Regions from separate parts of the Homo sapiens genome. Here region 1 is linked to region 2. Evidence: read pairs that join two places in POLR2A ChIA-PET (ENCODE). Cell type or tissue: A673. All regions are shown on one strand. Links, peaks and the distances in the headings refer to the core of each region. The heading gives the core; the rest is flanking DNA.

Region 1 (4,396 bases), core at 329-4,328, 68 kb before region 2:
CACCCCTTTTCCACTTCTCGTTGTGTTTGGCCAGCCCTGAATACCTGGAGACTGATCCGAGAACTGTTTGCTTTCGTTTCTTCCCACATATTTTTATTAACAACTTGAACTGATCCTGCCTAATCCAAATTCTTATACTTTGATCTTGTTCCTTAGCATCCACATTAAAGAGTTTTTCTGTTTCCACCAAATTTTTACCTCCCCCCCTTAACTTTTTCCCTATGCTAGTTCTCTCTGCTTATTATTCTCCCATTTATTCTCTCGACTTGAGGTTTCTGTGATGGTTACTTACATTAGTGACCACATTGCCAAAGCACCTTCAAAAGTAACTGATGCCCTTTATTACGTACTGGAGTTGCGTTTAACCAGGGAATCCTCATCAAGCCACAAAGGTGAGGGAGAAAACTGAGATAATTACATACAGGTAACAGGGCAAAAACACTGTTTTGTCTCATCATTGAGTTTTTTCCAAATGAATGTTTTTAAATTAGAAATATCAGATTAATGACTGTAATAAAAATATAAATTGCCTCTTTCCAATGTGTATTCAGGCCAGGATCCTCTTCTGCCAGTGACACCATGAAACAGAAAAGTTGTGTGTCTGGCCCCCAAATGCTTAGTTCCTGTTACTAACAATCGATATGGCGTTCTTCTTTGTAGGGAAACCTGACCTTAGAGGAAATGGAAAAGTTGGAGAGACACTGAGCACTGATACGAAATAATTCTCTTGCTGAAATACACGAAAGGAGTCCCAGCAGCCATATTAGTATTTCCACGTCCTGTGTCAGCCCCAAGTAGAGAGAACTTGGAATGGGAGGGGAAATGGCAGCCATCAGGAAATGAAATGCTGGCCCAGAGAATTCTAAGCAAGTCAATCACCAGTCCAAGTAAGGAGGTGTTTTTTGTTTTTGTTTTTGTTTTTGTTTTTGTTTTTAAATATCCACTTGCCATTTGTTTTACCCAATTCAAAATTTTTTCCCAAGAAAAAAAAATACACTTGTAAAATGCCTCATTAACAGCAAAGATGAATTGGACCTCAACTTTTGAATGCCATGCTGCTTTAAAGGAAACTGTAGAAGTTCGTGGAATGAAAGAATACTGCCAGCATGCATTCGGACTATTTTCCATCTGTGTGGTAGAGTCTGAGCTGTGTGTTCTACAGAAGCTCCAGTTGGCAGAAGGACGACTTTGGCCCTGAATTTTCATTTATTTTTGTTTCAAAAATGAAAGGATAGTTGCTATTTTTCCAAAATTTAGAATTTTAAATCACTACCCACTTTTGATCTCTGATTTAAATCTTGTTTTGAGAGACACATTAGACAGTCTCTACATATTATATTATCTTGCAAGGGAAAAAAGGAGAAAGATCGGAAAGTGCTGACTTTCTGTGTCAAATGAATGGATTATTGGCTTCATTCTTCTTTATTTTATAAAGGTTTTCTTTTCAAGAAATGCAGAACTTTACCAATACAATATATATCAGTCTAATCGGCAGTCATAAAATGGGTGGCATGAGGGTGGAATATGGCAGCAGGGAGATCTCAGCTGGCAGCAAAGCATGAAGTGGTGATTGTGTTTTTATGGAAAGCCTGTTTTGTCCAGTGGCTGATGAAATTCAAAATGGTCCCCTAAGCCTATCTCTGAAGCCAGCAGTTCAGAAGCAGTAGAGCTAGCGGCTCTCTTAACATCTGTACCCTGCCCCCTATTTACCCAGCGACACCCCAGCCCAGAGCACCTCCAAATGTAAGACTTAATATAACCAAATGGAAGCTGCTAGGAGGTACTCAGTTCCAGGATCAACAGTTTTTGCTTTAAAAAGAAGGTAGCAGTTCAGCCCCTTGTTTGTTTTTGCCTACGCATTTCCCTACCAGCGGGAGACCATTACCCGGGACAATGTTTTATTCCATTGTCATTATCTCCTACGGAACTAAAACAATGCTCTGTTTGGCCTCCCAGGCAAGGGGGATTTGTTCCGCTCTTCTTTAAGCAGAGTTTCCAACTGAGTTTCTGACCCAGTCACTTGATATCCAGCAGGGATACCTGGTGACAATTTTTTAAAAATCTGCTATCTTGTGTTTTGTAATTTCATTCTCTGAGAAGTAGCCTAGAAACTCGATTCTCAATCAAGAGGAATCACACCATGGCTAAGGGAAGAGGGTTTGCTCAAGCTGCATGAGCTCTATAATTTAAATCAGCCAGATAGGATTTATTTATAGTTGTTTTATCTTTTTTTGTTTTGTTATTGAATAGCAAACCCCAAAAGGTTTCATAACATTGTGTTGTTGATTCTCAAACCCCAAAAGGTTGGGAACCACTAGAGCTGAGATGTTTTCCATTAGACCAGGGTGTTTTTTTCTATTTCTTTTTAAATACATAAGTAAATTATAAATGTAGATAGAGATGAGATTGAGATAGAGATAAATGATGCCAAGATTTCTAACATTTATGACAGATGTTGATGAACAATAACTCGTTGGAGCTATTTTGTCATACTTGAGATTTTCCAGAAAATAGAACAAGCCCACAGAATGGGTTTAATCTGCCAAAGCATCTCCCTCTTTACAAGCATCTACACAGGCCTCCAGCCCTAAGTACTTTCACCTGGACAATGTTATGAAGCTTAATCCAGTACTAGTAGCAGAAAGACTTGTTTACTTTGGAGCTAAGGAGTGAGTAGGACACTTAAGACTTTGTTTTGTCCTTGGACTCAAGGCAAACTAATGGTTAGCATCACTCCAGTTGTTGCTATCATTTTATTACTCATATGTAGCTATGAGTAACTTGAGAAACTGAAATGTAACTGCTGCATATAATAAAAAATCAATGGCCAAGACTGGCTACCTGAGGAGACTGAGTCCCATGCTAATGAGGCTAAGATTTTATACTGATTTTGTTTTGCTCTGAGATGGTAATCTAATAACCCCCGTCTCCAGCAGCTCGGTGGCTGAATTGGTGGAAACCTATCCTCAGATGGCTAGTGGAGAAACAGTTCAGAGCCCAGATCATGCTGGAGAGCAGGAGAGCCTTGGTGAAAGATGAAATGGCAAAATGCTTAAGAGTTGGGGATCAGGAGGCAGACACACCCACATTTGAAGCCTGGCTCCCCCATTTGCTCTCTAGGTGATAGAGCAAGTTACTAACCACTCTGAGCTTCTGTTATTTCTAAGAGTAGAAGAAATAAAAGGAATAGTGCCCCATTATTTGTAAGAAAGTGTGAATGACAAGGTGCATGTAAAGCATTCCACAGTCAATATTAGCGATTGTCACTATTATTTGTGTATACAATAAACAGCACTGCCCATGGAAGGCTCTAACTCTAGAGTCCTTCCCAACCCTGTCTCTATCACTTGAAAGAATATCCACTCTGTGAGTGTTGTGCTTACACATTTTGTTCCTAGAGCCCAGCCGACTTACTGTCATGCTCGAGGGAAGCTTCATTTAGTTGATCTGTTTGGGTTATACATTTATGGATTTATTCCACAAATCACAGTGGTCTTCACAGTCATGATGATTCTTCTTTATGAAAAATAGTTGAGAAAGCTAGAATATATTTTTAAGCCCTACTTGGGAACCTACAAGCAGAAATTAACTGGCATATTACTGTGTTCCATTTAAGTCTAAGAGGTTGAAATCATTAAGGCCAACACGTTTTATTTTTCCTTAAGGATATCAGACATGTGACAAAAAAAGCTTTCATAAGGAATGCCTGAAATAGGGGAGAAGTTCTTACAATGGCTTGTAAGAAGTTCTCATTTCCCTACTGATGGATTGGGAGGCTCAGAGAAGTCTATGGAACAAAAGAGATCCACTCCAGCTTTGAGTGAGACAAAATTTTTAAGGTCATGGCTGTTTTTTTTTTTTTTTTTTTTTTTTTGAGAGAGAGAGTTTCACTCTTGTTGCCCAGGCTAGAGTGCAATGGTGTGATCTCGGCTCACCACAACCTCTGCCTCCCGGGTTCAAGCAATTCTCCTGCCTCAGCCTCCCAAGTAGCTAAGATTACAGGCATGTGCCACCACACCCGGCTAATTTTGCATTTTTACTACAGACGGGATTTCTCCATGTTGGTCAGGCTGGTCTCAAACTCCTGACCTCAGGTGACCCGCCCGCCTCGGCCTCCCAAAGTGCTGGGATTACAGGCATGAGCCACCGCGCCCAGCCGTAGATCATGGCTGTCTTTAATACCATTTCCTTAAAGTTCCCTAGTCCTAAATGTGTGAATTCTGAAATATTCTTAAAGGGTCATGCTTTTGATGGCATTACATTGGTTTTTTGTGATATGATCCCATTACACATCATGATGTCATGGTGTATGATGTGTTTGCAGAAAGTCCAGGATTATGGCAACAAGTGAACCGGATAACCCTTCTGCTTTCTTACAGCTCTTCCGAAAACTTCC
Region 2 (4,396 bases), core at 319-4,318:
ACCTGCACAATAGCACTGACAAAGTGCAGTCCACACAGTGAATGCCCATTGTGTGTGGTTCCAATGCATTGTCCACAATTGTTTCCTAGTTGTTCCGTAAGTTGTTACAGTACAGCTTATGACTAAAGAGAGCCTGGTGTCGTGAAAAAGTCCGTAGCCTTTGGGGTTGGGTAGATCGGAGTTTGAATCTGGCCTCAGCTACTTATTAGCTGAATGACTTTTGACATGACTTTTTTGAGTCTCAGGTTTTTGTTTTGTTTAGTTGTGTTGTGTTTTTGAGACAAGATCTTTCTCTGTCACCCCAGCTGGAGTGCAGTGGCATGATCTCGGCTTATCCTCCCACCTCGGCCTCCCGAGTAGCTGGAACCACAGGCATGCACCATGATACGTGGCTTTTTTTTTCATTTCAAGTTATTAATAATAATGCCTTGCAGGGTTGGTGTGAGCTTGAAAGATAGTGATTGTGAAGTGCTCAACACAAGATCACCTGCAGTAGCTGTAAAATGGTGGCTACCATTATTATTGTAGTAATACTTTCTGCACTTGTGGGCTCTGCTGCCTCCAATTTCTAATTGTATGTATCTGGGCATGCTACCTAACTTGTCTTAGCTTAGTTCCTCATGTGTAATATGGGATGATGGTAGTATATACTCAGTGTCCTTGTGAGGGATAGTGAACTGAGGATAGTAATACTAATGATAGTAGATATAATGACTACTACTGACATTTATTGAAGGAGTTCTCATTATATATTGTAGAGTCTGAAGCATTTAGGACTCTATAAGTATTGGCTGCTATTCTTGCATTTATTGTGAAGCCCTTAGAATTGTTGAAGAATTTCAGCTCTGTCAAATTCTTCATGTACTGCTATTAGTGGACCTGGTGGAACTGTCCCTCAACCAGGCATTTCTTATCTATGAGCTGAAGAAAGTATTACATATGAGCCCATACCCTTTTCTTTTTAAACCCTTCAGCCTCAGTCTCTCCCTTATCTCCCCCTCACTTTTTCTAAAATTCGGTTCTCTAAAGACAGTAACAATGTGAAAGCTCACCCTGAATAAGTCCAAGCTTCTCCAGAAAATGGTAATTGCTCATCTTGATTTATTCCAGTACATAAACTATCTGCATGCAGCTTTTCTCTCAGTGACCCAAACCAGCTGGGCGCCGTTGCCTCATGATTGGCAGATCCTTATGCACTGGGTGCAGCCAGATGGGTCTAGAGAATGCCTTCTTCTTCCCCTTTGTTTTTATTGGCTTAATTTGTCCCCAAAGGGGATAAAGTTTCACAATTTTTAAATACCGTGTCTGCATTTGTGTGTGTTGGTTCATTTCAAACACACAGGGATTTACTCCTACAGATTTATCAATTCTCGCATTTGTCGCAAATTCTGGATAAAGGATGTTGTAGCTTGGTCATCTAGAGAATCATAGGCTTTCATATGCAGCAGCAAGAGAGTTTCTGAGAGGCTAGTGTCATTACCCAAACTAGAGTTTGCTTGCCTGTGAGAGGCCAAAGTTATAACCTAACCTATTATGTTCACATCCTTACTGGGGATCATTTAAGCCCATGGCTTCAAATCAGTTCAGTAAACATCTCTTAAACATCGGTTATTTGCAAGCTACTGTGTTGGGCATAGTGAATGCAAATCTAAGTACGGGAAGTACTATGCAATATAGTGGTTACATGTACAGGCTTTGGTGTCACATCTGGGTTAAATCTTTCATCTATCCCTTATTAGTTTAGACGTTTTCCTCATTTATAAGGGGTTGAGAATACCAATCTCCCAGGGTTGTTTTTAAGGCTAAATGAGACACTGTATGTAAAGCCCTGATCACTTGACACATGGCAGTCATTAATAAGACACAGTCCCTGCCTCAACTGGAGGATACAGGCATGGAAAAGAGATCATTTCCATGTCATGTAGTAAGGGAACTAGGCTCATTCTGGCAGAGTGGGAGGAAGAGGGCTTAGAGAAACCTTCCTGGAAAGGACACTCACTACTTGCCTTCGGTCTTGATGGATGAGGCAGTCATTCATGTAAAGTAGGGCAAGGGACCATATTTTCCCAGTGGAAGGACCAGCATGAGCAAATGCATACTGGAGAAAATGTATATGCTAAAAACTGCAAGAAATTCAGTGTTGTTAGGAACTCAAAGCCTTTGGATTGTGCTTACCTGTTAAGAGAGGCTGCTTGGAAATGGGCTGGCATTCTTTGGGCCTTTGTTTTTGTTCCCTCAGGGTAACTTAGTAGGTTCCACCTCCCCTTAGAAGGTGACATAGTCCAAGGAATACCAGTTCTTCTTTAATTTGCTTAGCTTCTGTTCTGAAAGGAAAGGTCATTTATGGGGAAAGGTCATGTCTGTCATTTAAGGAAAAGTCAAATGTGGATTTCCAGAGCTTTCCTTTTTGACTGTGTGACCTTATGCTATTTAGCCTGTGTCTCAGATTCCTCATCTATAAAATTTAAAATTTGGATAGTAATACTATTTACCTCATCTGAGATATTTCAGGATTAAGTGATACAATCCATGTAAAGTATTTGGAACAGTCCCTGGCACAACGCGTAAGCTCGATAAATGTTAATATTGATGCGTTAATTACTCTCAGGAGTATTTCCATTCAGAAGAAGGCAGAATTTAACTGAGAGTAATGGTGGACTTTTTCAGCATGATGTCATTTCCTATTTGGAACAGAGGTCAAGAGAAATAGTAAAAGGTGATCCTGTGCTTTCAATCTTCTCTTCCAGAGGATAATTTAGTGCTACCACACACACTGTAGTTGGAAAGGGAAGCACAGTTCCTAAATCATCATTCTGAGCCAACTTGTGCTCTTCTGTCACAGGGTCAGAAGCCTTTAAAGAAAAAGTCTTGGGAACAGATCCACCCCAACAGTCAGATCCTTTTTCTTATTCTTCTTCCCCTTCTCTATCCTCTTTTTCCTGGCTCACCTTTCCCTCCCTCCCTCCCTCCTTTCCTTCCTTCCTTCCTTCCTTCCTTCCTTCCTTCCTTCCTTCCTTCCTTCCTTCCTTCCTTCCTTCTGTTTTCACAAATTAGGGCACATGGCTTGGAGAACAGAGGACGGGGCGGATTTTAAATTCATAGCTAGGTGCCCTTGTGTAAGACAACTGGCACAATCATATGAAACAGCCCTTATTCCCTTCTGAATTCTTAACTTTTATTTGAGCCCACCCAATGGTGATTGTTTTGTTTTATTTCAAATTGTGGAAAATACATATAGCATAAAATTGACCATCTTAACCATTTTTAAGTGTACAGTTTAGTAGTGTTAAGTGTATTCACATTATTGTGAAGCTAATCTCCAGAACTTCTTCATCCTGCAAAACTGAAGCTCTGTACCTGTTAAAACAACAACTCCCCAGCCTTCTGTCCCCTGGCCCCTGACGACCAAATTCTACTTTCTGTCTCTATGAATCTGACTACTCTAGGTACCTTTATCAGTGGGATATCAGTATCTGTCCTTTTGTGACTGGCTTATTTAAACTGACTTAGTGTCCTTTAAGGTTCATCCATGTTGTAGCACGTGTCAGAATTTCCTTTCTTTTTAAGGATGAATAATTCCATTGTATGTATATTACAATTTGTTTACCCATTCATTATTGATGGACATTTGGGTTGCTTCTTTCTTTTGGCTGTTAGTAACAGTGCTGCTATGAACATGAACATGGGTGTACAAATATCTCTTTGAGACTCTGCTTTCAGTTCTTTGGGATTTATACCCAGAAGTGATATTGTAGGATCTTCTTTGAAGAACCACTGTGCTGTTTTCCATAGCGGCTGCACTATTTTACATTCTCGCCAACAGTGTACAAGGGTTCTAATTTCTCCACATCCTCACCAACATATGTTGTTTTCTATTTGTTTTTTGTTTTGTGTTTTTTGATAGCCATTCTAATGGGTATGAGGTGGTGTTTCATTGTGGGTTTGATTTTTATTCCCCTAATGATTTTCATTTTCCTAGTATTTCCATAATGAATGAAATGTCTATTCAATTCCTTTTCCTATTTTTGAGTCAGCTTGTTTGTTTCTGTGGTTGAGTTTTAGAGTTCTTTATATATTCTGAATATTAATATTTTATCAGATATATGATTTGCAAATATTTTCTCCCATTCCGTATGTTTTCTTCTCATTCTGTTGATACTGTCCTTTGATGCACAGAAGTTCTTAATCTTGATGTAGTTCAGTTTATTTTTACTTTTGTTGCCTGTGCTTTTGACGCCCTATCCAAAAAAATCATTGCCAAATCCAGCGTCATGAAGCTTTTGCTCTATGTTGTCTTTTAAGAGTTTTATAGTTTTAAGTCTCAAGTTCAGGTCTTTGATCCATTTTGAGTTAATTTTTTATATGTTGTAAGTTAAATGGTGATTTTTTGTTACTT

Evidence for each region. ChIA-PET counts read pairs that join two places held together with the same protein. Peaks named below come from ENCODE experiments on the same cell type or tissue, not always from the same donor. Only the 100,000 strongest peaks of a DNase experiment are listed, where the experiment ranks them.
Region 1: POLR2A ChIA-PET joins it to region 2 with 10 read pairs; 2 of 35 experiments call an interaction of 5 or more read pairs at or near these places.

The regions. Positions count from the first base shown.
Region 1 is chr10:117,157,105-117,161,500 of GRCh38, reverse strand. It overlaps MIR3663HG (MIR3663 host gene), which reads left to right. Exons shown (of 3, transcript NR_121651.1): 2 at 661-887. Among named protein-coding and RNA genes, the nearest start is that of MIR3663, 8.5 kb to the left of the region's middle. RefSeq lists an enhancer at 1,385-2,141. In A673, for the core only: no CTCF peak of the experiment used is centred there; a DNase peak (open chromatin) is centred at 1,880; H3K27ac peaks cover 842 bases.
Region 2 is chr10:117,089,396-117,093,791 of GRCh38, reverse strand. It overlaps a transcript of SHTN1 not described here. Among named protein-coding and RNA genes, the nearest start is that of VAX1, 47 kb to the left of the region's middle. In A673, for the core only: no CTCF peak of the experiment used is centred there; DNase peaks (open chromatin) are centred at 1,181 and 2,761; H3K4me3 peaks cover 479 bases; H3K27ac peaks cover 4,000 bases.